Linked DNA regions of Mus musculus: region 2 is linked to region 1. Evidence: chromatin loops called from intact Hi-C (ENCODE). Cell type or tissue: heart. All regions are shown on one strand. Links, peaks and the distances in the headings refer to the core of each region. The heading gives the core; the rest is flanking DNA.

The links. Peaks named below come from ENCODE experiments on the same cell type or tissue, not always from the same donor. Only the 100,000 strongest peaks of a DNase experiment are listed, where the experiment ranks them.
Region 2: a loop joins it to region 1, with 2.5 times the contacts of the local background. A loop is called at or near these places in 4 of 42 quality-filtered maps.

Annotation. Positions count from the first base shown.
Region 1 is chr7:111,152,489-111,165,032 of GRCm38, reverse strand. No RefSeq gene overlaps it. Among named protein-coding and RNA genes, the nearest start is that of 1700012D14Rik, 36 kb to the right of the region's middle. In heart, for the core only: no CTCF peak of the experiment used is centred there; DNase peaks (open chromatin) are centred at 7,512, 7,962, 8,322, 8,892 and 2 weaker places; H3K4me3 peaks cover 947 bases; H3K27ac peaks cover 2,547 bases.
Region 2 is chr7:111,050,186-111,062,729 of GRCm38, reverse strand. Ctr9 (CTR9 homolog, Paf1/RNA polymerase II complex component) reads right to left here. Exons shown (of 25, transcript NM_009431.2): 19 at 12,225-12,296; 20 at 11,650-11,785; 21 at 11,134-11,280; 22 at 10,271-10,428; 23 at 9,252-9,348; 24 at 8,804-8,916; 25 at 6,353-7,371. The coding sequence ends at 6,945. Among named protein-coding and RNA genes, the nearest start is that of Eif4g2, 27 kb to the left of the region's middle. In heart, for the core only: no CTCF peak of the experiment used is centred there; a DNase peak (open chromatin) is centred at 7,329; H3K4me3 peaks cover 350 bases; H3K27ac peaks cover 2,866 bases.

The sequences.
Region 1 (12,544 bases), core at 2,845-10,844:
TTTATTTTAAAAGAGCTTTAAAAAGATCTTTAGAGCCGGGCAGTGGTAGTGCACTCCTTTAATCTCAGCACTGGGGAGGCAGAGGCAGGTGGATTTCTGAGTTCAAGGCCAGCCTGGTCTACAGAGTGAGTTCCAGGACAGCCAGGACTACACAGAGAAACCCTGTCTCGAAAAACAAAAAAAAAAAAAACAAAAAAAAAAAAAAAGAAGAAGAAAAAAGAAAAGAAATTAAAAAAAAATCTTTAGAAGTAACACATGGGCACACGTGCATACACTACACACACCCCCACATACAATGGCATGGGTTAATAGTCACAGTGAAATATTTCTTTACTATTTACATATCACAACATAAAGAACAATGGCTTCAGAGGACTATGTCTTATTCTTAATTATTCTCAGCCTTCGACACATCAATGCCTTACTACCCAGCAATACACATCAGATATGGAGCGATTTGCTTAATAATGACATCTAGTACACAAAGCTTCAGGAAGCAGGCACCAAGCAGCAGGAAAGAGAAGCTAAATTGAGAGAGGGAGAGAGGAAATTTGATGAATCATAAACAAAACACCCCCACGCTGAGTTGAGCAACTCTCAATGTATGCAGACTGAGTTCTGCACAGATTTCTTACCAAAAGGCACACACCACAATTTTAGAGAAACAGAAAATTCTAACACAGTTAATGAGCAATAGATGTATAAAACAACTCTCATCATCTCCTTGCTGGTTCCAGAACTTTCTCCCTCCATGCCAGCATACTGTCCTATCTGCTCTATTTGCTTTCCAGTTGATGAACTTGTCCTGCCACTATAGGACATCTTCAATTGGATGTATATGACTCCTGGCCTTCAGACCCAACCCCCAACCTTCCCACCCTACCTCCCAACACTCCCCATTCTCTCCAGGTTTCCAGCACCTATGTCGGTGGTTCACAAAGGTAAGTTCTCCCCTGTTGATCCAACGCCCTCGTCTGGCCTCTTCAGGTACTACATGCACAAGCTTCATATATACACATGCACACAAAAACAAACACTTTTTTTTTTTTAACTTTTCAAATGATATACAGCAGGTTGAAGTGTGATGGTGGAGAAGAGGGCAGTCTAGGGTAAAACAGAACAGTCTCTTTCAAATAAGGGCAGAAGAGAAAGCAGGAGAGAGAGAGAGAAAGAGAGAGAGAGAGAAGGAGGGGGAGAGAGAGAGGGAAGAGGAGGAGGAAAAGAAGAAAGAAGGGAAGGACTTAGAAAAGTCAGCAGTCACCTCAGGGGAAAGTACTGAGAGTGGTGAAAGCCACCCATCACACATGGGATGTTTCCACAATTACTAATTTTAGGCAAACGGCTCGTTAACTGACTTGGCTTATAGATGAGCTGGTTTTAGTGAGCTGGCCTATTTTCCAAGGGTGAGCTAGCACAAGCACACGCGTCCACTACTTGGCAGGTTGAGTACATGCTGGAGGAGGAGAAAGTGCCTCAAGCCATCCCCAGTTGGAGACAGCCTGCTCAGATCCCCTAATTATCTGCTCTGTCTGCTCTCATCAGGTAGTCTTCTCGTTATAATTTGGCTTCCCCTGCAGATTTCCCTACTGGGAGAGAACAGGCTGACCCAGAGTCGGAGTATTCTTGGTCCCACTGGCAGCTACTCAACATGGAAATTAATAAATTGGCATTCTCTCGAGAATTCCATGTACACATCCGTTCTCCAAAGCCTTTTTATAAAGTGTCTTAGGGAAGTCACTTTAGGTTGCATTAACAAAATGCAGAAATTTATATAAGAGGGTGGCTGCTTGTCCCAGCCTTCAAGGGAACAGGTTGTTGATGCTGAAACAGCAAACTGGAAAGTGTCTCCCTGCTCACACTTCTGACACCAAGAGTCAGGTTTCCATCCCAGACAACTCTCCACTTCTCTGAAGACACCAGACGGATGTCCTGTCATCCTACTCAGACCATCCTGTCATCTAACTCAGACACCAACTAACCATAGTGACTGCAGACTCTGTAGATGACAGACTCAGGCTCTCAGACAGGACATTAACTTTAAATGTCCATTGCAGCAAGCACTCCCTAAATAACCCACACTTTAGCCTGGAGCTGAATGTAGTGGGTCCCCAAAATAATCTCCATTCAGTCTGACTTGACTGAACAGCTCTCTTTTCAAGTTCAACAACTTACCATAACAGTTCACAGAATGCAGGAAGTGCTGTCATTATGTGTCCTGGTTTCCTGTAAAGGGTAGCATTAATGATGCAAAGGCTCTATGGCTCTATCAGATGAAGGGATATACACATCAAGTTCTATAAGGGTCTGGAGTACAAGAACTTCTTTCCCCCATGGAATTGGGATGCTCTACCCTCTCAATTTGTCCTTGTGTTCACCAATCTGGAAACTCTCCACTCATACTGTTCACAATTTTTATGGAAGATGTAGTTCTGATCAGGAAATGTCCTCTGAAGGCCTGTATGCCTAACCAGTAGCACCATTAGGAGGTGCTGGAGCCTTTGGGAAATGAAACCTAGTTGGAGGGAGCAGGTTATTGAGAGTGTCCCTTTGAAGAAGATACTGAAACCCTGGCTTCCCTCACCCCCACCCCAACCCTCTTCTGTCTTCTTCTCCTTCTCCTTCTCCTTCTCCTTCTCCTTCTCCTTCTCCTTCTCCTTCTCCTTCTCCTCCTTCTCCTCCTCCTCCTCTTCTCCTTCTTCTCCTTCTCCTTCTTTTTCTTCTTCTCCTCTTCCTCCTCCTCCTCCTCCTCCTCCTCCTTCTTCTTCTTTTCTCTCTCTCTCTCTCTCTCTCTCTCTCTCTCTCTCTCTCTCTCTCTCTCTCTCTCTCTGTGCATATCAGCCTTCTCTGCTTCTCAAGTGTCAGCTAAAGAAAGCTGTTCCTCACCTACCTCTGTCCTTGCTTAAATCACCTGTGCTTCCTGGCTACAAATTCCCCCAAAGATAACTCTGCACCCAATGGAGTGTTCTACCTATCAATTTGTCCATGTGTTCACCTTGATTATCACAGACAAACAACTGTTGTATACACAATTCCTGGGGAGACATGAGTCTATTCACCCCAGACAGGAAACAGACAAAAGAAAAGTTAACACCAAAGTCCAACTTGATGAACCAATGAGTTTTATTGGGGTTACTTATAGGTGAGGGGTTACTTAGAGCAGCAGAAATTACTCAAAGACAGTTGTATGACCAAAAGTCCACCCTAACATGGGTGATGGCTCAAAAAAGCTGTGACCTGGAGCACACTGCATAGCCTGTAGATATCTTAACGGGTGGGAGAGTGTCCTTTCCAGGTAATTCGGTTGGTTTGAGCTTCTTCTGGGCTGTGTGCTTGTTGAGTGTCTTTTAAGCAGATCAGCTTGTTTAATTGTGTCACTCCAGGCTGCTGAGCTCCAGACTATAGAGACTATATATGCTTGGGAAGGGAGAGACCTAGTGAATCTGGTCAGTTTCAGGAACTTCCTGAAGCCTTTGAATTGTTTATTTCCTGAGCTTAAGATTACCTGCAGAATGGAATGTTCCACCTCACTTTAGAATATCCCTTGTCATCCTACTCTCTTACCCATACCCCCTCAAACAAGGAGGCTGCATGGGTCGGTACCAAGTCCTCTGCATATATGATTGATATATATATATATATATATATATATGTTATAGCTGATAGCCTGGTGTTTTGTGGGACTCTTAACAGTGGGAGTAGGTGTGTCTCCAACTCTGTCTGCTCTTGGGACTCTTTTCCTCTTATTGGGTTGCTTTGTCCAGCCTCAACATGAGGACTTTTGCCTTGTCTTACTGTATCTTGTTTTGTCCTATTAGGCTGATGTCTCTTGGAGGTCTGCTCTTTTCTGGAGAGGAAATGGAGGGGGAATGGATCTGAGGGAGAGGGCAGGTGGGGAGGGGAGCTGAGAGGAATAGAGGGAGGGGAAACTATGGTAGGGATATATGCTATGAGAGAAGAATCTATATTCAATTAAAAATTAATTAAATATTTTTAAAGAAAAACATTTTTAAAGAACATCCCTTGTCTTAATGAGCTTTCCCCAAGTTGGAAGGTTTTAAGTTAGAAGAAATTGCTATGCAGCACAAACTCTTATAGTCAAAAATATTTCAAGATTCAGAATTTGGGGCTCTGGAATATGGTAAAATGCCTCTCTAGCATCACCCCAACAGAGTCTAATGCAACTTCTTATAATCAAACACAATAATAGACTCACAATAAAAATGTGATATTCATGTAAACTTAGAAGTAAATTTTATAAATAGCCTCATACAGGTTCAAACCATATTTCCTCTAGAGGAAAATGCTCTTTTGGATTTTATTGGTTCTGGATTCAAAGCAGAACATAAAAGTCATGGGCTGTACCACTCCAGGCTGCTGAGCTCCAGACTCCGGAGACTATGGTGCTATCACGGTGCCCCCCTAGTTCCTTAGACCTCCAGGAGGTCTCGAACAACAGCATCAATGTTGCCTGCAAGCTCCTTAGAAGTACAGAATCTTGGGCCTCATCCCAAAATACATCAGCTACTTTATATGCATGCTGAAGTCTCTGAAGCATTACTCTAAGTGGCCGTCACATTCCTAAGTTGTCATCAATGGCTACATTTGGGTATGGGACTACATATTTGTATAGTCACCCCCCCAACCCATCTCCCTCTCCGTCTCTGTGTGTGTCTGTGTGTGTGTGTATGTGTGTGTGTGTGTGTGTGTGTTCACATTTAAAGATTATTTGTGCCACTGTGTAAGTATATAGAGGTCAAAGGGCAACCTTAGGTGTTGATCCTGGTCTTCCACTTTGTTTGAGATAAGGTTGTCTTAGTCAGTGTTTTATTGCTTCAAAGAGACACCATAGGCCACAGCAACTTTTATAAAGGAAAGCATTTAATTAGGGCTGGCTGACTTACAGTTTCAGAGATTTAGCTCATTGTCATCACAGTGAGGAGCATGACCACATGCAGGCAGAGATGGTGCTGGAGAAGTAGCTGAGAGTTCTTTATCTGGATCCACGGGCAGCAGGAGAGACACTGGGACTGGCTTGGGCTTTTGAAACCTCAAATCCCACCCTGAGAGACACACTTCCTCCAATAAGGTCACACCTACTCCAACAAAGTCATACCTCCTAATTCCAAGTAGTCAAATATATGAGCCTATTCTTATTCAAACCACCACAGGGTCTCTTGTTCAACTCAGTGTACATCTGACTACTTGGCCTTCAAGCTTCTGGGAATTTCCCACCCCTGTCTCCCAGCTTGCTGTAGGATCTCTGGGATGCCTGAGATACTGCGTCCAGCTTTACACAGTTTCCAGAGATTCGAACATAGGTCTTCACACTTGCACAACAAATGCCTTAACCATTGAGCCATCTTCCTGACCTCCACCCTCTGTTCTGTTTAATTGGATTCAAGCATGATATCTAAAATAACAATAAAGAAACTGCCTCCGTGGTATGACACACCAAGTCAGGAGTCCACCACCAGGCCTGAGAGCTGGGATTCCTGCCTACTTTACACCTTCATAGTTGCTTAAATGCCCACTCTAGTCTGCACATCAGGACTCCAATGCTGCTTCCCTCTGGTGCCAGCTGCACTTGCCCTTCAGTTACTTCTCCTTCCCAATTTTTCCTTCTGAAACTTGACTGTAGCCAGAACCCCTCGAACCACTCCTATCTCTGCAAGAAAAGTGGGTACAGTACATGCCTGTATTACTTTTCTGATTGCTATGTCCTGCCAAGGAGCAACAGAAGTGAAGAAGGTTTATGTTGGCTCATGGCTCCAGGGATCCAGTCCATCATGAGGGGGAAAGCATGACAGTAGGACCAGCTCCCATCTGTGGTAGCAACGTGGCTGCTGGCTCACATCCCAGGGACCAAAAGCAGAACAAAGAGACAACTGTGGAAATTCATCTGGCTTTCTCCTTTTCCCATTTTAATCCAGTACCGGCCCCTCCAGCCTGTGGAATGGGTCCCCACCATGGTACATCGTCCCTGCCTCCTCTGCTAATCCTCTCTGAAAACACCCTCACAGACATGCCCAAAGATGTGTCTCCTACATGATTATAAATCCAGCCAAACTGACAATTAGGAGTGACTGTCACAATGCCTGAACTCCATCTGTGGGAATGGCTCGAGCATTCTTTCTCAGGGGCTCTTTGGTCGCCAGGAAAATTGTGAAAGAGAAATAAACATTTGGGAAGAAAGCTGTAATCCCATTCTACACGTCATATGCTGGTGTCTTTCAGTTTCTGCATGCTCAGCTGAGGTCCAGCTGTGCAGATAGACCACATGGTTTTACATCTGTTTTAAGAAAGTAACTTTGTGGTCCTGCAAGATGTATGTATGTATGTATGTATGTATGTATGTATGTATGAAAAAAAAATACCTAAATAAAGTAGTGTATAGTCCATTCAGTCTTTCCTTCACAGTGGCTTCTGGGAAAAAATGTTGTCTTTTCTATCTAATTTTGAGATGTTCTGAAAACTTCTCTCTCAGTTCCCCACAAAACAGTCTGGATGATCCTTGAAGACACAAGTCATAAAACTGTATGGTTGCCTTTAGCTGAGGCAGTCAGACTCAATGAGAAAGGGCAGGGGAGGGGAAATGGTTATAGAGCTAGATGACTGGATGCAGTCTTGGTTTTACAAAATAAATAGGTTCTAGAGATGGCGCAGGAGCTGATTCCACAGCACTGTAACATACTTGAGGTCACTGCACTGGATACCTAAATGTGGCTAAAGCAAGAAATGGTGGATTTCACCACGTGACGAACAAACACATTGGGAATTTATGAACCACCTCTGGGAAGCAGCAGATACAGAGATGCTGTGAGTGGCATTCTGGAGATAGTGCATCCTGAAAACCAGATAGAGATGGCCTGTCTCCGGTTCCCAACACTTCATTCACAGACACGGCTGAGTAACTGTGAAGAATTCGGAGAAACAGATGGGAGTGGAGGTGGAGAAGATAAACTAGGGAGAAGTACCCCTCCCAGGAATGGCACACGTTTCCAAAACATTTATAAAACAGACCTAACCCACTGTCAGGACAAGCCTGGGGAATGAAGGTCAAGGGTCATACTCCGGGGCTACAAAGAAGGCCTTGCCCAAGGGAGGCCGAGAGCTGAGAAAGAAGCTTTCAGAGGTGAACTGCCTTGCCCCAAATGCCACAGTTACTAAGGAGCAGGGTGGGGACTTGAGATCTCACTCTCTCAACTCCTGGCGCTCACTTCCTAGCCAAGGATGACTTAAAACAGAATGAACCTGAAAAAGCCAAAAATAATTCTGTATTGCATTAAAGAAAGAACAAGTCCCTGTTGTATATGGGCATACAAATACGTATAATTTGAGGGTGTATTTTAAACCTGACAGCATCCTCCACCCCACCCCCACCCCTGAAGAGAAAAGAGGGTAAGAGCAAAATGTGGGGTGAGAAGCCATCTGACTCACCGGTGAGGTGGGGGGAAGAAGCTGTAAGCAAACACGATGAGTTTATTTCCAGCCCACATCTCCCTCCGCCAGCCCTGGCAGCCAGCCCACCCGTGTGTTGCCGGGGCCTCCATTGGAGACGTGGCCAGAGTCCTATTTTAGGAGGACAGAAGTAACCTAAATCATGTGGCTGCTAAGCTGGAATTTAAAGAACACACACCAAGAGAGGTAGGGGGAGGGAGGGAGAGAGGAAGAGAGAAATGGAGACAGAAACAGAAAGAGACAGACACAGAGAAAGAGACAGAAAGACAGAGAGGGAGGATAGAGGAGGAGAAGAGAGAGGGAGGGAGGGAGGGAGGGAGGGAGGGAGGGAGGGAGGGAGGGAGAAAAGATATATGATACTGGACACCACAATGTGCTAGCAGTTGGCCATCTGACGTGTTCCAATCTTGTCTAACCCAGGGAAGCCTTAATATAGTCCCTTTGTCCTGTCCGTTACGGGAACAGCCAGCAAAACTGCCTGCAAGAGAAAGCACATGGTCTCAGAGGTGAGCCAGGGACAGCCTCTGAGGTGCCAAGGATTTTTCTGAGCAAACATTGATGGACAGGTCTGTGTGTGCTGGAGAAACCCGTTCCCCTGGCTCCTTGCGGAATTCAGCCCCAGGGGAAGTGAGCTAATGACTGGGGTGGTTCACCTTCAGCCCAGATGCATCATAAAACCAACTTGTAAAGCCTGGTTCTGAATACTTTTGCTCACCCAGATGGAGTTCTGTGGGGCTCTGTGGCTTTCATATTGGAGGGTCCAGGGGCAGTTCTTCCTTTCTCTGGCCTAAAACCAGGGCCGGTGTCCTGAGCCTGTCAGCTAACCCAGGCTGTGGTCAAATCTGCTGACAGCAGCCACGGTCTGCCTGCAGTGTGTGCCCCACATCTGGGACTTGTGATTCACCAGCCAGTCTCTTCCCCCAAACCTAGTTTTTCATTCAGGCCTGAGCACGCAGGACTCACAGAGCCTGGGCTCCAGTGCCTAGACTTGTCTCTCTACCTAAGCACCCAATAGGGTTTATCCTTATCTCTAAACAGCCTTCCCCTCCCCTTGGGCTCAGCCTGATTCACCAGGGGAATTTCTGTCTTGATTTCTCATTCTGAGCCCAAGCTAGGGTGAGAGATTTCTGAATGGTCTTCTGTATACTGTTGGTGTCTGTGAGGACCCTTAAATTCAGGGGAACCTTTACCCCCACTCCCTACCCCGAACCCTTATTTCCACTGCTCTCCTCCCTCAGCTTGCCCAGGAGGACCCCAAGCAGCACCTGTTCTAGCCAATTCCTGGATTCCCTGTTTCTGCTCTCACCTCCTGGGCTCTTAATCCCTTGTCACAGCTGCTTCTGGCCCTTTGGTGACTCTTAAACTTCTCTTTTTAAACGACTGTCTTATCACGTGTTTCTGGCTCGATCTGTTTTGGACACAACAGTTTCCCTGTGGGCTGCGGTGAGGATTCTGTAAGTCAGCCAGCCTCTGGGTAGCTTGTAGATAGCTTCCAGTGTCCCTGAGTGTCTCACCGGGCCTTTTGGTTCTCACAATAGGGTTTTCCCTGGCCCTGCCTCCAAGGTAGCTTTAATCTCTAGAGCCCCTCCCTCACCTGAGGCAGCTACATTTTAGGCTCATCTCTTGACTTGCTGAGACCATTTTTCAAAAAACAAAAACAAAACAAAACAAAATTTGGCAATGCTTTTTATCAACAGGAAAGGAAGGGTCATCCCATATTTATTTCAATTTTTTTGGTTGCTAATATTTATTAGATTATTCACCCATCAACAGGAGTTGGACATTATCAAAATTCGTCTCAATTTCTGCTCATCTCAAAGATTCCTAGCCAAGCATCTATAACTGGTCAAAAAATAAGCCAAGTTATAATAGATTGGAGAATCCTCTCCATAAGCCAGTGTATAATATTAATATACATGGAGTACCCAGGGGACCAGAAGGTGCCTAAAGGTGCCTCTGACATGAACACACACCTGTCATAGTATGTCATAACATAGGCAGGACTCTGCATGCCTCCTTTGACTTAATGCTAAATCATAAACAGTTGCCATGTCACTACATAGAATAGTCTTTGGGGTGTGTGTGTGTGTGTGTGTGTGTGTGTGTGTGTGTGTGCAGATATGTGTGTGTGTGTTCATATTTTATATGCTTGTCTTTGTGTGTGCGAGTATGTGTGTGTCCAGGTGTATGTGGACGTTCATGGACAACCTCAGGTAGGTAACATCCTTGGGAGCTTCTTATCTTGGTTTAGTGTCATTCTTTAGAGACAGAGTCTCTTCTCTTAGGGCTCACCAATCAGGCCAGCAAACTCCAGAGCTCTCCCTGTCCCTACCTCCCACTACTGGATGCATACTACTGTATCTGGCTTTTTTGTGTAGATTCTGGGCATTGAACTTAGGTCCTCATGCCTGTCTGAGCCATCTCCCCAGCACCAGCTCAGTGACTGCAGAGTAGCCCTTTTAGCAGGGCTTCCCAACCTTCCTAATGCTGTGACCCTTTAATACAGTTCCTCATGTTGTGATGACCCCAACCATAAGATTATTTTCATTGCTGCTTCATAACTGTAATTTTGCTGCTGTGATGTATTGTAATGTAAATATCTGATATGTGGGATGTATGATATGTGACCCCTGTGAAAGATTTGAGAACCACTGCTTTTAGTGAAATTGCCATAACTGACCTGACTAGTGGATATTGGTGTTTTTCTACCATCATGTAGGAGTCTCTAGTACGCATCTTAGCACCTGGGACTTATTTAAGAGTATTTCTTAGGCCAGTTCTCAGCAGCAGGTTTAGTCAGCCAAGGAAAGAAACTAAAGCTTTCCAAACCTGTTGTTGCTTCCATTGCTTCATGCTTCCCTGAGATGAGGTTAGAAAAGTCTATCTGGGAAGTCTGAGCAGGAAGAAGAAACAAACATAGACAATTGTGTGAGGCATCCCACGTGGAATCTCTGTTACACCGCCAATCCAGCTTGCCCGGATTTGTTGATGCGCTTACTCTTAAGACTGTTTATGAAGAAATTCACCGCACATTATTTTAGAAACTTTGCTTACACGGTCTCATGGGTCCTCACAGCCACGCCCTGAGAAAGATGCTTTCCACCTCATTTCATAAAGGAGGGTGCAGGAGCTTAAAGAGGTGAAGCCTAGATCCCAGAAAAGCAGGAACACGTGCAAGCCTGTTCTTTCAGCTCTGCCACTAGGTGTTTCGTCCCTCGTCGTCTCTCCTCCTGCACATGTGCACAACGGAGTCTTCAACTTCTCCTGATAGGTGGAGGGAACGTTGAAGAGGTAACCTAGGAGGAAGGTACACACAGCTTCAAGACTTTGCTAAAGAAAGCAGATAGCTCTCCGCTGTCAGCCCACAAAACATTTCTCTTGCTTGCTGGTGAGAAGTGTATTAAAGATAATTTGGTTTTATGTTCATACACACAGACAGAGAAGGTTCCATATGGGCTAGGGAGGTTGCTCAACTGGTAAAAGTGCTTGCTGTCCAAGTGTGAGGATCTGAGTTCTAATCCCAGGACCCCACACAAAGCTCAGTGGTAGAACATGGGTCTGTAATCCCAGCACTCCCGTGGTGAGATAGGAATTGGATTCAGGAAAATCCCCCCCAAAGCTCCCAAATCAGCTAATCTGGTATACACAGAAGCAAAACCACAAGAAACCCTCTCTCAAACGATGTGGAAAGCAGAGATGGACACCCAAGGGAGGAGGCCGGCATTGGAGAGAGAGCCTACTGCTTTTGCAGAAGACTGGGGTTTGATTCCCAGTACCCTTGCTCCATGGGATCTGATGCCCTCTCTGGTCTTACACGTGCACTTAATCACTCACAGACACATATGCATAATTTAAAATACATCTTTTTTAAGAGGAAAAGGACAAGGAGGAAGAAGAAGAAAATGAGGAAGAGGAGAAGGAGGATCTCTCTAAATTTAGAACTTGCTAGCTATCAAAGACAATGACTGATCAATGTGTTTTGAGGCTAATTATTTTCCAGAACAATCACTATTCATCCTGAGCTAATATTCAACCTGCCCGTCCTGCAGTGGCCCGTCCTTATGTTAAAAATATGTGCTATTCTTATATTAGAAGTAGCTCTGTTGCCACTGGGTAGTAGTGGTGCACACCTTTGATTCCAGCACTTGGGAGGTGGAGGCAGGAGGATCTCTGTGAGTTTGAGGTCAGCCTTGTCTACAGAATGAGTTCCAGGACAGCCAGGGCTACACAGAGAAACTCTGTGTTGAAAACAAAACAACAACAACAAAAAGTAATTCTGTGGTAAAATAATTTGATCTGCCTGACTTTACCAAATTTGTGCACACTTTAAGACCTCAATTTTTTTAAGCCAATCAATATCAATTTGGGCCTTTTTACATATGAGAGGGGTATATCTTTAATTCCCTGCACATTTTAAAATACTGTCTCCTAAAACACCCTGAATTTGTAAATCCCAGATGTTGCCCAACTATGCCTCTAGGCATTGACTTCTGAAATTTCTTAGTGACAAAGAAGAAGGAAGAACTGAGGCAGGCACCGGATGAGTTTGGACAGAGATGGGCTAGCATCTGCACAGACTGAGGACATGAGATTTGATGGGCTAAGTGACTTGATTAGAAGCCATTGGTTGGTGTAGCAGATCAGCTGTATGGCTCAAGGAGCTGAATTCTACTGTGCATAAGACTAGTCATATGGTTCATTTGTCAGGCATCTTTAAGACATAATAATGGACACATGATTGTTAAAAGCAGAGGAGAAATTTCTAATCCCTAGCTGAAAATTCTAAATATAATTGAAAACAAATACTTAGATTGTGTCATCAAAAACTATCCCAGTTTCTTTACTGTAAATCTCTTCTCTATAGTGGTGATAGTGGCCAACAGCTTCAGGTGTGCTTGCCACAGAAATGCACGTAGATATAAGAACCTACTTTCCAATTGTCCCACCAAAAAGCTTAGTGCTACTGGAGCCAGAATCTTGGGTCCAGAAATAAAACCAGGCCCAGAGGAGCACAGTTAAGTCTATTAGGACATCTGTTTGAGCAGGACAAGAAATGCTGTTCTGAGAAGCCTTGCTGGAGGCTCCA
Region 2 (12,544 bases), core at 2,714-10,713, 100 kb after region 1:
TATACAGAGAAATCCTGTCTCGAAAAAAACCAAAAAAAAAAAAAAAAAAAAAAGAGGTTTCAGGTCTCCTTGGAGTTGGAATTACAGGAGATTGTGAGCTGCCCAGCATGGGTGCAGGGAACTGAACTTGAGTCCTCTGGAATAGCAAGCTGAATGAGCTCTTATCCACTGAGCTCCAAGCTCCAGCTCCAAGTACTTTTAAAAGCAATACATTGAATGAAGATAATACCCACCTACTGGGTAAAATGAGAAGGCCAGTCATCCTAATGTGAGGCCTAGAGCTCAGTATGTTCAGGGACAAAGATCCCCAAGGCCTGGAGTTTAAGCAACACAATGGTGATGTCTCTCAAAAACCACGAGGGCAAGCCGCTGGTCAAAAATTTTGTGTAGAGTTTGAATGAAATTATTTTATGAAATGTGGACAGAAGGTACCAGTTATTGATATATATTAGACTGACTCACCAACCTTTTGATCTTTCTGCCTTCTGCTGATAATCCTAGGTGGCTGGCATTAGCCACCATTCCTGTGAAGAAATGTAAAAAGGGCTGGGCGGTGGTGGCATATGCCTTTAATCCCAGCACTTGGGAGGCAGAGGCAGGCGGATTTCTGAGTTCGAGGCCAGCCTGGTCTACAGAGTGAGTTCCAGGACAGCCAGGGCTATACAGAGAAACCCTGTCTACAAAAACAAAAACAAAAGAAAGAAAGAAATGTAAAGAACAGCAGCAACAACAACAAAATAACACTTTTTTTGCTAAGTCTTGGTTTTTTTGTTTTGTTTTTGTTTTTTCGAGACAGGTATGTGAGCCCCACACACTACAGTTTCTTCAGTATCACACGACAATGACCAGTGTCCAAGTTATAACCCTGCAGGAGCCCAAGAGAGTCAGTTTTAAGTTTATATCCTAATCACAGAAGTCTGCTGTGGGAGGGTGGGCGAGGTGGTAAAGGTGCTTGTCACCAAGATGACCTAAGTCTCAGGTTAGGGACTTATAGGGTAGAGGCAGAGACCCAACTCCTGCAAATTGTCCTCTGACCTGTACATGTGTTCTATGGCACACAGGTAACCTCCACCTCCAATTCTGTGAGAAATGAGAACAGTGCAATTGAGAGAGCGTGTGTGTGTGTGTGTGTGTGTGTGTGTGTGTGTGTGTGTATGTATCTGTGCAGTGTGTGTGTATGTTGTTTGTGGTATGTATGTATATCTCTGTGTAGTATGTGTATATGTATGTTTGTGTGTGTGTTTGTGCCTGTGTAAGTGTGTCTGTGTATCTGTGTGTGTGGTATATGTGCCTGCATATGTGTGTGCGTCTGTGTGTGTGTGTGTGTGTGTGTGTGTGTGTGTATGAGATGGTTCAATAGGGCAGGATATCTACCATCAAGCCTGGTGGTGGGAATTCAATTCCCAGGCCCCACATGGTGGATAGAGAGAGCAACCTCCCACAAGTTTTCTTCTGTCCTCCACATGTGTGCTATGGCATACACATCACCCCTTCTTCCCCACAAATAAATGATAGAAAACACTTTTCAAAGACAGTACAGGGACTGAAAACATGGCTCAGTGATTAAGAGTGATTGTTGGCCAGGCAGTGGTGGCACACGCCTTTAATCCCAGCACTTGGGAGGCAGAGGCAGGTGGATTTCTGAGTTCGAGGCCAGCTTGATCTACAGAGTGAGTTCCAGGACAGCCAGGGTTATACAGAGAAACCCTGTCTCAAAAAAACAAAAACAAAACAAACAAACAAAAAGAGTGATTGTTGTTTTCCCTGAGGACCTGAGTTTGTTTTCCAGCACCCACCTGTGTTGGGTGGCTTGCAACAGCTTGCAACTCCAGCTCCAGGGTATCTGATGTCTCTGGCCCTTACAGGTATTTGCGCTCATGTATACCACATACCAGGCACATTTACAGGGTTAGAATAAAATGTATCTTAAAAACATTAAGGACACCTCCAGAGTAGGGCAGATGGAGCTGCTTTGAAGTTTATTTGTCCAGGAAGGCTGGTTTTGTTTTGTTTTGAGATAGAGTCTCACAAGGTACCCCAGGCTCTTCTAGATCCCACTATATATAGCCCTGGCTGGCCTTAAACTCACAGAGATCCTTCTGCCTTAGCTCAGGAGTGTACCTTATGCCACTCCACCTGGCAATACGGGGTCTTCTAATTGAGCCCCACTTTCCTCTTACAGAACTCCCAAGAGGGCAACTCCACTCCTGGTACAATCCATTCAAGCACCAAAAGTTTTGCAAATTGTGACAGGACTATAGCATTCAGCATTTTCACAACTTGTCTGCCGATCTTTTTTCTTTCTTTCTTTGGTTGTTTTGGTTTTTTTTTGTTGTTGTTGTTTTGTTTTGTTTTTCATGACAAGAGGGGTGTGTGTGTGTAGCCATCACTGTCCTGGAACTAGCTCAGTAGACCAGGTTGGCTTCGAACTCACAGAGCTCCCACCTGTCTCTGACTCTCGAGTGCTGGGATCAAAGGCATTCACACAGTAGTCTGTGGACTTCTTTATGCAGGCTTTGTGTGCCATGAAAAAGCCTTATTGGTTTAAAGATGTTTGAAAAACAAGTTGGATGAGAAGGTGAGATCAATTCAGCAATTGAAGGTCTGAAAATCTGGTTTTTGGAAGCCTCGAGCCTACCCAGTGTTCAGTCATTAGTTAATTGTGGCTTTCATGACCAAACAGAGATTAGTCCCTGGAGAGACAGCAGTAGTGAGGTTGGAGCAGCTTCAGTACACACAAGCACACAAAATAGATACATAATTAAGATTAAAGATTTTTTTTTTTTTTTGGTTACCTCCAAGTTGAAGTCTTTCCCAATAATTATTATTTAAAAATAGAAAATGCTAGCCGGAAACAGAAAGTCAGCCCCGTTCAGCTGACTTTCCACAGCCTATTTACCCCAGCAGCTCCCGAGCCCCCGAGGCCATGCATAGTTAGGGCAGAACTGCCTCCAGATGGCTGAAAGGAGCAGTAGGAATCTCCCGTGAGGGTCTGATGGCCCTCTCCACTGCCTCTCTATGAAGCTTGTTAACAGTTTAGAGGGCCAGTACTGACAGGCTAGTGCAAGCAGGCACAGCTCATCTGAGGAAGATGGTGGCCATTTTGCTCAGAGGACTGAATGGCACAAAGACTGGGTGGAAGGAAGAAGTTTCAAAAGAATAATCTATGAAAGGGTGTCTGAACTCAGCCCATTGTCCAGACAAGTGGGGCACAAGGCATAGGAGCATGCATTCATATGATTTTTCTGGGGATTGGAGACCAGCTGCTGTGAGGCCCCGAGGGCAGCAGGAGCCAAGCAGGGCCAGTTAAGTCAGTCATGGGTCCCTTGTCAGAGGGCTCTCCCAGTCTGGATCACTCCTGGAGTGATTGTCCAGGCACTGAAGGAAGCTGTGTCTGCCTGAGGAAACCTCACAGCGTCTTCTGAGGCAGACAGTGTAGCCAGCACTATGAGAACATTGCTGTTCTGGGAGTCTGGGGACACAAACAGGCTAATTCAACAAAAAGCAGACGGGGTGTTACTCACAGGCACCTCTGAGGCCAGATCACCACAGAAACGTGAATACACTAGGCTAGACACACAGGAACACAATGTCAGAATTCATTGAGTGACAATAAGTTTACAAAGTTCAGTGTTTAAGTGATGGCAATAATCTATATTATTACTGCTCACATCGCACATAACACAGGAAATGTATCTAAATATCTTTATATTGTCTTTGGTTCTTTTCTATTGCTATAAAACTTTATGACTTAGGAAATTTATAGAAAGCATTTTATTTGGGGGCTTACAGTTCCAGAGGACAAGTCCATGACCATCATGGTGGGAAGGGTGGCAGTAGGCAGGCAAACATGGCACTCAAGCAGTAGCTGAGAGCTTATATTTGATCCACAAGCACGGGGGGGGGGGGGGAGAAAGAGAGCTGGAAAGGGAGAGAAGGGGAGGGAGAGAGAGAGGCAGAGAAAGACACAGAGACAAACAGAGAGAGGAGAGACAGCAACCCACATACACAAGACTGGGAATGGTGTGGGCTTTCAAAACTCAAAACCCACCCTCAGTGACACCTCCCTCAACAATGTCACACCTCCTAGTCCTTCTCAAACAGTTCTAGCAACTGTGGATCAAGCATTCAAATATACGAGTCTCTAGGGGCCCTTCTTATTCAAAACACCCATTCTATATAAGGGTTATAGAATAGATATATATGTATTGAGACCACAGCAGAGTTTGAGAGGCATTGAAAAAGGACTGGAAGACTGCAGGGGGAAAAATGATCCAGAGAGTGCCTGGAGGGAGCTGCTGGAATCAGGTCTGTGAGCAAAGCTGCGAAGTACAGCTGCTCCGTGAGAGAGTAAACCTGTCCGAAGCAGGATATGGGTCAGGAGCAGGAAGCAGGTGACCAAGTCCAGATCCAGAGGGGTAAACAGAACAGGCGGCAGCCAAGTAGGCCTTGTAACCAGCTGGGGACTGAGGCTAGCTGAAGCTCCAGGTATCAGACAATAGGCCATGAGACCATGAGACCATGCTGTCACTTATGGGGACCTGGTAAGACAGTTACACTCTTTCCTTGGTCAATGTGTCCAATATAGTATTGCACCTGGTTCTCGTGAATTTCTGTGAGACAGGGTCTTGCCATGTAGCTCTGCTGGTCAGAGATCCACCTGCCTCTACCTCCTGATGTGATTTTAATACTTACATATGCCCCTACAGTCTTAATTCTCCCCAACTCACTTACAGGGTGGCACCCTTTCTATTCTCAGCCTGTCAGATGGTACTTCTAGGTCTATCAGAAACTGCTGCCATCTCTCCCTCAAAATGGAGTAAAAAACTGTTTGTAAAGAACGGGAGAAACGGCTCAGCATTTCTAAGTATTTGCTGCTTTTCCAGAAGACTGTAACTTAGTTTCCTGCACTCACACCAGGTAGCTCACAACCTCCAACTCCAGTTCAGAGGCTCCATGTCCTCCTCTGGCCTTCGAAGGCATCTGTATGCATGTGGTACCCCTATGTACACACAGGCTCACATACATTTTTTAAAAAGTTGTTTACACAATGGAGTCTCCTAGAGCAAGGAACATCCTAGAATCCCAGTTTTATTCTAAATGGAATAACCAAGAGTACTGAACCTGACCTTAACAGAAACCACACTTCACATGTTACCTCTGGCTTTCCCAGAGCTATTATCACCTGTAGTAAAGGGAATGGGTTCTTGTCACTTGGGGACAGGTCTGAGCAGTATTAGTGTTCTGGAAAGTGCAGACAGAAGTGCTGAGAACCCTGCCTCCTCACATACAATTCATAGAATTAGCTGTGTGACCTGAACCCACCCAGCAGACCCAAATCTCAGGCTTCTGAGGTTCCCAGGAGTCACTGGCTCCCTTAGTCACTGGCCTTGCCTCTGCAGCACCTCAGAGGTCCTCCAGGAAGCAGGGCTGCCCAGCACCTTGGAGTCTCCTGTTTGAGGAAATTTGTCTGGTCTGCTTTCTCCTTGGTGTCCCCAGTCTGCAGACACTCACTACATTCCACTTCACTCCATAGGGACAAACTTGTATTCACGGAGTGTTTTGGAAGGGGGCAATTTATCTCTGCATCCTCAGTTCACTGTTTTAAGGTAACTTAATAATACTTGATTACTAAAGACTTTTGTTTGTAGACAGGGTTTCTCTGCATAGCCCTGGCTGTCCTGGAACTCACTCTGTAGACCAGGCTGGCCTCAAACTCAGAGATCCACCTGCCTCTGCCTCCCAAGTGCTGGGATTAAAGGCGTGCACCACCACTGCCCGACTTGCCACAGACTTTTTATAATGGTTACAAAAATAATTACTTATTAAAAATCGGTGTGGCACATGCCTTTAATCTCAGGACATGAAAGGCAGATCTTTGTGAGTTCAAGGCCAGCCTAATCTTCATACTGAGTTCCAGAGCAGCCAGGACTATGTAGAGACCTTGCCTCAAAAAAAAAAAAAAAAAAAAAAAAAAAAACAAAAACAACAAAAATCCATAGCTGGGCTGGAGAGATGGCTCAGTGGTTAAGAGCACTGATTGCTGTTCCAGAAGTTCTGAGTTCAATTCCCAGCAACTACATGGTGGCTCAAACCATCTGTAATGGAATCTGATGTCCTCTTCTGGTGTGTCTGAAGAAAGCTACAGTGTACTCATATACATAAAATAAACAAAACTGTAGCCTTCTAGTATATTTAAAAAAAAAAAAAGCCTCCAGAAATCTGCCATGAATTACAAAAGCCTTGATGAAACTGCCTTTGGTTTGGATAGCTTCCCAATGTTTTGCTTAATATATTTAAATATATGTTATTGAGCCAAAAGAAAAAAAAAAAGAGGACACACAGGCACTCGCATGGTTGGTAAAGGGTTTATTAAGTGACTGGGGAGGTCTTCCCACTCTGACACCAGGAAAGCACTTTCCACACCTTACCCTCCCGTGTTTGCACTCTGCTCATGGCTGCAACCCCTTCCAACAGAGTTCAGTACAGGGACATCTCTTCCTCTGGAGATAAAACTCAGTCTCAACTCAAAAGGGAACAAAGGCTTTTATCTCTGCTTCTGCAACATTTGGTACAAGTTTGTACATAGCAGCATGCTGCCTACCGGAGAGGAGAGGAGAGGAGAGGAGAGGAGAGGAGAGGAGAGGGGAGGGGCTAGCCTGGCTTGCAAGCCTTGGGAATGCTTTAGCATCTGTGTTATCACTGCAGTTTTCACATATGGCAGGTGGAGCTGCACCACAATGCAGGAGTCTCACTGCTCCAGCTTGGGACACTGGACTCTCCAGCACAGGAAATGTCTCTTGGAAGTTAGTAAATATACAAGTAGAAAAAAAATTGCCTTAAGAAAAAGTTTACAAGTGACTAACCACCTGAAAGGTTTCTTATCACAGCTTTTATATATTATAAAGCTCCTCCCAACCCATGGAGTCTTTGATGAAATAAACCTAGTCGCTATCATCTGACCCATGTTCTGAGCCTCGGTCTGAGGCCTCGTTGTTTGAGCCCTCTGGTTCTGATTCATTTCCAGAGCCTTGGCCAGAGCCCTCGTTGTCAGAGCCCTGCTCTGATTCGTGGTCCGATTCTGCACTTGGAGAAGCCGGGCGAGAATCGTTCTCGTTCTCAGAAGCTCCGGAGGGGCTTCTCCCTGACTGCACAGACTCATTGTCCGACTGCTCAGAGCCGGAGCGCCTTCTCTTTCTGGACGGCTGGTCACTGTCGGAATCCTCATCCGACTCCTGTCTACCCGACCTCCGAGGGCTGCCTGCCTCGCTGCCAGACTTGTTCTGGTTGTCATCTGAGTCGCTCTCAGATGAGGCGCGTCTGTTGGGCCTCTCGTCGTCATCAGAATCGCTGTTGCTATTCCTGGGATGTCTGGAAGAGAGAGGTGAGGATGAGACACTAGGACAGCCAAATGCACTTTCTGTTCTGGGTCAGCCTTTGTGCGTTACACAGGAGCTGGGGCCTGTGGTACTTGTTTTGTGTCCTATTCTGTAAATGCGGACACTTCATTGTAAACTGAGATCAACAATGAGGGAGCACACAGTGACCGGCAGCCAGTCTGCACATGAGCAGTGAGTGTTAGGTTCTGTTTAGCAGGCATTTTTCAATTTCAAACTCAGAAGGTCAGAATGGGGAATCCTAGGCACAAAGCTAAAATGTGTCTGGGCAGTGGTGGCGCATGCCTTTAATCCCAGCACTTGGGAGGCGGAGACAGGTACATTTCTGAGTTCGGGGCCAGCCTGGTCTACAAAGTGAGTTTCAGGACAGCCAGGGCTATACAGAGAAACCCTGTCTCGAAAAACAAAACAAAACAAAACAAAACAAGTAAAATATGGGCTCCCTGATGGTGGCTGAGACTCAGAAGTCCTAAGACTGGAACAGCAGAACACTTCTGTCCTAAAACATCCATGTCAACAGACACCTGAAGAAGAGTGACCTCAGTGCTGTTCTCAGGTTTGTGAAGGCCCCAGGTCTTCACAAGGACAAGGTTATCAGACAGGAAGCCAGGGCTAAGTAAGGGGCCTTAGGCTACTAACTTTTCTTCCCAGCTTCCTTCACTGTTGGTTGACGTGTCAGGGAAAGGGAGATAGCAGCAGCTGTGATATTGGCCTCCTGCTTCAATATGTCAGAAGCGCTGAGAGAGGCTGCCTCAGACTTATGCTGAGCAGTTCTGGTTTCCATGACACATTCCAACAGGACTCAGACTGGGAAGGTTAGGGAGAAGGGAAAGCGTCCTACATACTAAAGAAAGGCTCCTTGTGTCCCGATCTAAAAGAGGGAAACACACATGCAAGCGCAGTCAGGAGTCACGTCATCAAGGCTATGAGCTGAGGGTGGGTAAGCTAAGTCCACCAAGGAAGGCAGAGGTGTGTCTCCAGCAGGGGAAGAAATGGTCACTAAGTTCCTCATCTCCACAAGGCCAGGTCCAGGCCAGTCCTAGCAGTTGCTGGCCTGTCAGTGCTGGGCAGCAGATGACACTTGCTTAGGGATGAGTGTGCCATCTAGGATATCAGCTAAGCTGATATGTGTCGTGGTTTCTCCTCGCTACAAGACAGCTAGGCATAGAGTACAAGGCCAGCCTGAAGCTGGCGAGGACAGCACACTGACCACTGCCAGTCATCTGCTCTCCAGTTCTGTTTTTCCTCTAAAGACAAAGACACAGAAGAGGGTCCAGCTGGCTGGTTAGCAGCTACTGTAGCTTCCCACAGTTAGAATTTACCCTGGGATTCCTGCCCCCTATCAAACTGGGACTTATTTACCATTAAAATTTACCAAGGTGTGTGTGTGTGGGGGGGGTTCTTACCCTTCATCAGCAATTTTCAGTTTATCCTCATCTGAAGAATCATCACTTGATGATATAATGGCTTTGGATTTTATTTTTCCCTTCATTGAAGGAGGCAGGCGTTCTGGCTTGGGCTAGAGAATGTCAAGCAAAACCCATTAGTTGGGCTTCTCTTATTATTGGGACATCTTACTAGCTACGTTTTATTATAGTAACAGAATCAACAGCCACCAATGAAAGCAAGCATTTGTGCTAGAAGAAGCTGCAGAAGAGTGTACTGTGGCACTCTGTCAGACAGAGACAGACAGACAGACAGACAGCATACACACATACACATACACACACACATACATACACACATACACACACACACACACACACAGCATACACACATACACATATACACACACACACATACATACATACACACACACACACACACAGAGCTGAAATCAGCTCTAGAACTCACAGCCTTCTTTTTCTCTGCTCTCGGTGGGCGGCGCTTCTTTGGTTTGGGGCCATTTTCTGTCTCCTCCTCCTCAGATCCCTCTTCTCCCTTTGGAGGTCTTGAATAGTGAATGAGAGGCTGTCAGGAGGTTGGTAGCTGCCGGGTCTAAGGCTACACTGCCATCACAGTAGTGCCATTCTGTATGGACACTGATACTCAGCTATACTATGCACTCAAGGGCACAGGCTCTACAGTCTGCAGGGACTGGTCTGCGTGACAGCTGCCATTACCCTGTCACCATGCGGCTCCCTCTTCCATCTACACTGCCATCTGCACAAGGTTCAGTGCCTGAGTGAGGAACCTATGTTTTGGATCTCCAAATCTTTCCCCTACTTTTCCTTCCTCTCAGCTGCTACCAAGATCCTCATTACAGCTACACAAGTGATGATCTGAATGGATCAATAGGTTCTTTCTCAAGGATAGGAAGGCACAGGAAGGACGGGTCTGAGAAAATTGCCGAAAGAAGACTCCTAGGCAGGAGAGCGTGCGACAGATGGCACTGGGTGGTGAAAGGGCACTTTCACATCCATCACTCACATTCCAGAGAGGAATGGCTCAGTGACGGCCAGTACTGCACATGCAGTCAATGAAGCTGCCACCCAGGCTGCTCAATTCACATCTGTGTCCAAAATACATTATAAGAAAAGAAAACTGCAAATGGTGTTGCACACCAATAATCCCAGAGCTCTGGAGGCAGAGACAAGTAGATCTCTGTGAGTTTAAGGCCAACCTGGGATACACAGTAAATTCAAGGCTGGTATGGGATACATAAACCCTAATTCAAGAAACAAAAGGACACTGTGACTATCAGCTGTTTCAGGGACTAACCTAGAGACACATGTAAATTAAATGCTCGAGATTCTGAAACAAGCTAAAGCAGGGAGGCAATTTGGGAAGATTATAAATAAAGCAAAGCATTTATAAACAAAGCAAAAGGTCTCTCGCCTTTGTAGATGCTTAAACAGTAATGAGGACACTACCTTCTCCTCCTCTTCTTCTTCCTCTCTCCACCTTCCTCTTCTTCGCCTTCCTGTTCACTGCCACTGCCCTTCCTTCTCTTCTTCTTTTTGGATACAGGGAGGTCATCGTCGGTGTCATCGTTGACAAATTCATCAAACTCGCCTCCTTTCTTGGAACGCTATGGACCCAAGGAGACCACATCAGCACTTCCAGGCAGAGAGAGCACAGCTAGGGCGCAGGAGGCCGGAGAGCGCTCTTGCGGGTCTCTGACAAGTGAAGAGCTTTTACTAAGTCATGTGGAAGAGGGGCTTGGCTAGGCCCACACTTTCTGCACTTGACATGAGATGTCATCAACTTCCTGAGAAGTCAGCACAAGGCAAGCACACCTTCAATTAAAAGGCATTTAGCCCACCCTAGCTCTGGGAATGCAGAAAGGTGTTGGTTGTTTACCCCCATGACCATGGAGCTGACTGGGAGGGAGGTATGGTCTCTGCAGCTACCCTGCATCACATTCCAAACGTCAAACCAGATGCCTCAGCTTGGGAGAAGACCATGATTCAAAGTCCAGTTCTCCCGAATGCTCATTGTAAACCCTGTAAGTCACACTCCCATGGGAGCAGGGACTACCTGGCTTGCTCAAGTCGGCAGTGTAAGAGCTGCAGAGTACGTGTGTTGAGCCCATGTTCACCCAAAGCATCACACCCACCACAAAAGCAGGGACCACTGCCCACACCGGACACTGCGATCTGTGTTAGAAGACTACCCCTTGGTAGAGGAAGTCAAGGTTAAGAAGTAAGTACGGAGCCAATTAAACTAAGCTCTTCGTTTTAGAAAGCTCAAAGGCAGCCTCTGAGGTGGCTGCAGACAGTGGGTCAGATCTTACCCGCCCTCCACCTCCACCTCTTTTCTTCTCCTTTGTTGCTTCAGTCTCGCCAGTGAACATAAGGATATTTTTGGTCTTCTCCACATACTGGGCACGCTGTTCCAAAAGTTTCTTTTGTTCTTCCTTTTCTCTGAGACGTTTCTCTTCCTAATGGGGGGAAGGGGATATATGGGAATTGATCAAAATGTTCTTATAATAAACCAAACAGCCAGGCAGTGGTGGCACATGCCTTTAATCCCAGCACTTGGGAGGCAGAGGCAGGCGGATTTCTGAGTTTGAGGCCTGCCTGGTCTACAGAGTGAGTTCCAGGACAACTAGAGCTATACAGAGAAACCCTGTCTCGAAAAAATCATAAAGAAAAGAAAAGAAAAGGAAAGGAAAGGAAAGGAAAGGAAAGGAAAGGAAAGGAAAGGAAAGGAAAGGAAAGAAGAGAGAACTAAACAAGTGTAGAGAAGACAGAGGGCTAGCTCCTCCCACACAGAGGCACCCGCCCTCCTGAGCTCAGTGTAGACGCACCTGCTCTTTGAGAAGCTTCTGTCTTAAGAGCTCCTTTTCCTGCTCCTGCTTGGCCCGCAGCTCCCGTTCTTCCTCATCCTGCTTGCGTGCCCGGGCCACATGGTACTGGGCCTGGCTCAGTAAGTCAGAGCACTGCCTAATATTTCAGATGCAAAGACATAATATCCAGTTAAGAGCACCTGCTTTCCTTAAAGTCACTGTTCCAAGTTCCCCAACTCAGAATTCCTGTCTTGATTCATGGACATAACGTGAGAAAAGCAGCCACGTATTTCTTAGCTGTGTGGTGGCTCAGGCCTGTGCTTGTAGCATGAGAGGAGGATCCTGGTTCTAGTCTAGCTTCAGAGCAAGACCATGCCTCAAAAAGACAACAGAAAGAGAAAGCACTTTCCAACAACCTAAGAAGACTACATCAATTTCCTGAAATCTGAAAAGGTGTTGTGGGTGAGGGAATAAGTGGCCCCGAGAAGGCCAGGACCACTTTGTTATGGTCACACTCTCCTAATCCACACCCAACGTGCCTACTCCCCGTCCCCCGCTCCCCACCCCCAAGCCACCTTCTGTGAATAGGGCATTACCTGGCTTCAGAGGCAGCAAGGGCCAAATCAAATCTCATTTTATCTCCAACTTTGCTCAAGTAACTGAAGTACCTAAATGGAAGAAGAAGATAGAAGATAAAAGATATTTCACTCAATCCTCATATTAAGGCCCTGTTTAATAAACAGAAGTTCATCAAGAAAGGTAAAATATAGTTAATACTGTCAGTAAACTAAGAAATAACCATAGCAACAGGTAGTAAACATTAAACTTTCTAACTAACTGTGTCAGCACGGTGGGTGGGGCAGAAGTCACGAGAGCACTTACTCTTCACCAGATGAGGCAAGAAACATTAACAGAG